Linked DNA regions of Homo sapiens: region 2 is linked to region 1. Evidence: read pairs that join two places in POLR2A ChIA-PET (ENCODE). Cell type or tissue: GM12878. All regions are shown on one strand. Each heading gives the region's core, and the rest is flanking DNA. Links, peaks and the distances in the headings are about the cores only.

Region 1 (2,926 bases), core at 172-2,671:
TAGTAGACTGATTTTCCCCTTGCTTAGCCATGCAGTTTGAATGGAATTCACCCCATTCTCAGCTACAACCACGGATCTTGTTTGCTTTAAACCAATCATCACTGCCCAATTTTCTGGCCTTTGATTGATTTAAAGGTGAACACATGACCGCTTTGGACCAATGAGGCTCAGGTGGTATTTTGTGAGGGTCTCTGGAATAGAAAATCATTTCTCTTCTGACAGAACTACAAGGCAAGGCGCAATCACTGATGGTGAAAGATAAAGATCATTATATTAGGAACTGTTGGCTGTCATACTGCTAATGTGAGGTGAGTTAGCCTTAGAAAGAGGATGCTACCTTGAAAGGCAGGGCAGATCTATGGAAATAAACTGAGTTTGTGGTGACATTGATAGCCACTTTAGTTCATCAGCTGAATCCCAATCTACTTGGTTTTTTCAGCTCTGTAAGCCAACAAATACCCTGCTAGTGTTTTAGCCTATGCCAGTTGTTTTTTCTGCTGCTTGTTAATAAGACACATACAGTCTTGGACAAATTATATAAAAATATGAATCTTTGGCCAGGCATGGAGGCTCACGCCTGTAATCCCAACACTTTGGGAGGCCGAAGCGGTCGGATCACAGGGTCAGGAGTTCGAGACCAGCCTGGCCAATATGGTGAAACCCCGTCTCTACTAAAAATACAAAAATTAGCTGGATGTGGTGGCACATGCCTGTTGTCCCAGCTACTCAGGAGGCTGAGGCAGAAGAATCGCTTGAACCCGGGAGGCAGAGGTTGCAGTGAGCTGAGATCATGCCACTGAACTCCAGCCTGGGAGACAGAATGACACTCGGTCTCAAAAAAAAAAAAAAATTCTGAATCTTTGAATGTTATCGTATAGCTTTTTAAAAGACTAGATTAAGCTATGGATGTAAGCACCAATGCATTTTTTTAAAAGTATATTGGATGAATGAGTTAAAGTCTAAGTGAATTCAGCAAGTTTGTAACCCTTGAGCTCTTGTGAGCTCAATCTGCCCTCAATCATCTGAGAATGAACAAAACAGACTCAACCATTTTGTGTCATCCAGATGAATAGAAAGGGCCTGAATATATTCTTTTTTTATATTTTTTGTCATAGGCCCTAGCGTTTTCATCTGCTCAGTTTTTGAGTGTGCTTGTTAGGGCTTTAATGCTAAACTCAATGTAAGCTGGGTTTATGTAATTTAGTGGTTTCTAGACTTAGGCTTCCTAAATGTTCCATTAGACAAGAAGACAAAATATGAAACAAAATAACATCAAACTACCATTAACAATTAGCATTGTCAGAGTCAGTAAAAACTGTTTTGAAATAAAGCAGCTTTTCAGGCCAGTATTTGAGAACTAATGATAGAGTTTTTTTGTAGGCAATGAATGAAGTGTTGTGGAACAAATGTGGATTTGGACTTTCAAGACCAACTTGAACCAGAGTCTTGAATCTGCAACTTTACTAGCTGTGGCTTCTTTTTAATTGATTAACTTTCTTTTTCTGTAAAATGGGAATAATGATTCCTACCTCTTACAAGCGTTGTGGTAGGAGGTATTCCAAATGAGATAAATATGTGAAATCACTAAAACTTCCAGAATACATGGAAATAATATATGTCTGTATTGGCAAATTATGAGTGTAGTAATGAGGGATTTACATGGACACATTTACATTCTTTAGTTCAGACTCCCTTTGACGACACATAACAAACACACACAAGAATATTTGCCCTGTGTCCAGCACTCTTTTGAGAATTTCTCTCTTCTCCTCCTTCTGATATCCCAACCAACCAACCAGTAGGAATGTGCCCTAGAAACTATGTTTTACAGCTCAGTCCACATCTTTTCACCTTACAAATTACTTATTGTTAGTTTCTTGGGAAAGTAAAATTGAGATATTAAGATTCTATGAAATTGGTTGGTGGTATTGAAGACTGTGCTGCTGCTGCTGCTACTGCTCCAGAACTCTAGTGGAGATATTACAAATGGGAGCAGAAAAAGTGAGAAGGTGGTCTGTAGAGACAGAGCACAGCACAGAGGTAGAAAGGTTGAGATAAAGAAACAATGCAGTGAGAGAAGGAGAGAACACAGACATAGAAACAGAGACATAAAGGCACCAGACACGAGAGCAGAGATAATTTAATAAGGCCGTAGTTTCTCTTGGATTTCCAGTTCCTTCTTTTAGTCAATTCTGATATTTAGCACACTGCACTGCACCAGATATCTTGTCGCCTTCAAATAAAGTATTTTTCCCCCTTAAACATGCTAATTTGGGCTTGTATTATTTGCAATCAATAGAATTGAGAAAAACACTCTATGTCATATCTGAACTAGTATATCAGAATGGTTTTCTGCCATTGGTAACAGAGACCCAGCTCAATGGCTTAAACACACAAGGGTTTATCCTGTCACATTAACAAAAAAAAAAGTGCAGAGTAGCAGTCCGGGGTTGGAATAGGGTCCACAAAGTCATCTGGGGCCAGGCTTCATCTATCTTTCTCTTACATCACAAGTGACTTCTGTCTACAAGGCCCCTCATGGTCCACAATTGATTGTTTTTACAACAGCTTTCCAAAGAGCAGAAAGAAAAACAAGTAGAAGAGCTTGTACTTTCTTTTCTATTTATGTCACCTCTGCTTACATCTCACTAGCCAGATATAGACATATGGCCCCATCTACCTGCACAGAAATCTCAGAAATGTAATTTTTCAGCTTGGCCATTGCCCAGGGTTCTGTTACTAGGGAAGAAGGAGAGAATGATTATTGGGAAGTGAGTAGTGAGTAGCAAACTGTATCCTTTCAGATATATATATATAGCCTCCAATACTATCTGCAAGCCCTCAAAAGAAGGGCACTTACCTTGAGTATAAACGGTGGTCCCTAGTTATAAGACAACAACTCAACAATGAGTGTCTCTGTGTATAT
Region 2 (2,926 bases), core at 337-2,836, 140 kb before region 1:
TTCAGATCCAGTTTAGTTTCCATGAATTGATGAAACATTAACAAAGTAAGAATTTCATATGGCTTAACATATATATCACTTGGCATACACAGAGAACGAAGTGCTCTGATTAATAAAATACTATAGTTAATAGAAAATCAAATATAAATCATAAAAGGAGAACCGCTTTCCAAATATCTAGACAAAAACACATGATATTTAGGAGTATTTTTATATGGAGAATAATTTTTTCTTGGTGATCCAAGAGATATTTTAGGATCATAGAGGAACTCTGTATTTTTATTCCGAATATTAGTATGTTATAGATGTGCCAATGTAATGATAAGAGTAAACAGAGTATTCTATTAAACTCCAGTGAATACTAGAATTTCTTATATTAAAATTATTAGGATCTCATGTGTTCTGGTGATTTCTACTGTGTATATCAGAGGCAGCAAATATGTTCTATACTAGATAGTAAGTAATTTCAGCTTCGTGTGCCTAACAGCCTGTTGCATTTACTCAGCTCTTCATTTTATACTAGAAAACAGCTATAGATAATATACAAGCAAATTAGAGAAGCTGTGTTCCAATAAAACTTTATTGAGAAAATGGGCAGTTGGCTGGATTTGACCTGAGGGCTATAGTTTGTTGATCCCTAATTTATATGCGGATGGTCCTTAAATTTCTACCACATTTTCTAACATTTCTCTTTAATGATATAGTTATATTTCTAACATTGGCACCTTAAGCCTAAAAGATCTAAAACAAAAATCAGAATATTATTTCTAAATCAGATGGCTGTACTACCAAATCTATTTCTCTTATAATTTCTCTTTCATCTTTTGTTCTCCAAAGTTCACTTCTCTTCTTTGCTTTCCAACTCTTCCAATCAGTTCTTAATTTTCTCATTTCTACTTTCAAGATATGTTTCATATCTGTCTTTTTCCTTCATTTCCTTTGTTACTGTCTTAGTTCAGGTTTTCATTAACTTGTCTGGACTCTTACTGTGGTCTCACATGTAGCATCTCTACTTCTGTAACCTTTCTGGTTCTTCATAGCTACCCCTGCCTGTTTAATCTTCCCATAGCATAGGACTGAACATAACACTTCTTAGTTCAGGAGACATCATAAGCTCCCGATTGTCCCAAAGCAATGTTCAGTCTTTCATAATCTGGATCCACTCAACTTCACCAAATATTATTTCTCATTTGACTTCCTTATAAGCTCAATTCCAGCTGAGGTAGACAACTTACTTTATCTTTCACGTAAACTCTGTGCTTTCCATTCTTCCTATCTTATATATTTTCTTGTGTTATTTGCCTATTTGTCTAGAACTGCACTGGCCAATATGGTAGATATTAGCCATACAGTTCCTCAGTAGAATTAGCTACACATCAGGTGCCCAACAGCTACCACACTACCTCACTAGTATGGTAGATACTAGCCAGATGTAGCTACTGGAAAGATAAGATCCTCTTCTAGACAGAAAAGATATAGAACACTTTTTTTTTTTAAACAGAGCCTCCCTCTGTCACCTAGGTTGGAGTGCAGTGGCACAGTTTTGGCTCACTGTAAGCTCTGCCTCCCAGATTCAACTGATTCTCCAGCCTTAGCCTCCTGAGTAGCTGGGAACATAGGCGTGTGCCACCACGCCTGGCTAATTCTTGTATTTTTAGTAGAGACAAGGTTTCACCATGTTGGCCAGGCTGTTCTCAAAACTCCGGGACTCAAACAATCCACCCACCTCAGCCTCCCAAAGTGCTGGGATTACAGGCATGAGCCACTGCACCCAGCAGAACATTTTCATTACTGTAGAAAGATTTATTCAATAGCACTGCCCTAGAACTTCCTCCTCACATTGCCTCACATTTAATCCTGTGTGATTTCTATTGCCTAGAAATACTACCCTTATTTCTGGTATGCTATGGCACACCACCCCTTTCTGTCATAGCATTTTATTGATGTTGGGCTTATGGTGTTACTACCTCCGATCCTGGAATAGAGTGACTTAAAAATATGCTATGCTCTGTATAGACTGCTATTTTCATTTGTTTCTTTATTAAATTTCTTTGTTAACAATTAATCCCAATCCATTATATAGTAGGTATTCAAAAAAGAATTTGACAAGCCTCATTGAAATATTCTTTAAAGTTTCGTATATATGAAAACATTTCTCTAACAAAGAGTAATGACTTTGCTTCATAAATTTACCAGTTGGAATTAGCATGAAATTTGGGACAGGGAAACTGTTTGTAGGAATATTATATTTTAGAAAGCCTAATGATAAATCGACATGATTTCCATCAATTTATTTTCACTGGTTTTGGCAGGCAGCATAGTGTAATGAAAAGAAGATGGATGTGGGTACCAGACTACCCTACTTTAGAATCCTGTTTCATCGATTACTGAGCCAGCTTAGCCAAGTGACTTAATTTCTCAGAGCTTCATGGAGATGGTAATAGCTACCCGCCTTAGTTGAAACTCCTTGATAGCAAATGGTAGAAATAGAATCAAACTAGCTTTTTAAGAATAAAATGTTAATGGACTCATGTAACTGAAAGCGTCTTCAACATGGCTGGATCCGGGTGCTCAAATAATGTTATGGCTCCATTTTCAGGCAAAACTCTGATACATGATAGTGAGATGGCCACTAGCAGTTGCAGGATCATATGCTCTTTACAACTCAGGATCCAAGAGGAACAAAAGAACTTTTCCTTAACTCTAGCAGCATTCCAGGGGGTACTGTCATTGGTCTGTCTTTAGTCAGGAACATCCCTGTATCAACTGTGGCTAGGATATGAGCGGTCAGATAAGCCAAGCCTGGATTAAATTGATATGAGAAGGGGCAGGGAAGTGCTGGGTAAAGAAGGGCGGGGTCCCTGGCTAGGGCTCCATCCTTGAGCCTGTGCCCATGGACCTAAATGACGACAGGCATTTCTGTTTT

Evidence for each region. Peaks named below come from ENCODE experiments on the same cell type or tissue, not always from the same donor. Only the 100,000 strongest peaks of a DNase experiment are listed, where the experiment ranks them.
Region 2: POLR2A ChIA-PET joins it to region 1 with 8 read pairs; 5 of 35 experiments call an interaction of 5 or more read pairs at or near these places.

The regions. Positions count from the first base shown.
Region 1 is chr12:92,489,830-92,492,755 of GRCh38, forward strand. No RefSeq gene overlaps it. Among named protein-coding and RNA genes, the nearest start is that of LINC02397, 25 kb to the left of the region's middle. RefSeq lists an enhancer at 2,471-2,610. In GM12878, for the core only: no CTCF peak of the experiment used is centred there; no DNase peak of the experiment used is centred there; H3K27ac peaks cover 950 bases.
Region 2 is chr12:92,351,240-92,354,165 of GRCh38, forward strand. The region is part of intron 2 of LINC02391 (long intergenic non-protein coding RNA 2391); the gene reads right to left. The region is part of intron 1 of LOC105369902 (a long non-coding RNA gene); the gene reads left to right. Among named protein-coding and RNA genes, the nearest start is that of LINC02391, 11 kb to the right of the region's middle. In GM12878, for the core only: no CTCF peak of the experiment used is centred there; no DNase peak of the experiment used is centred there.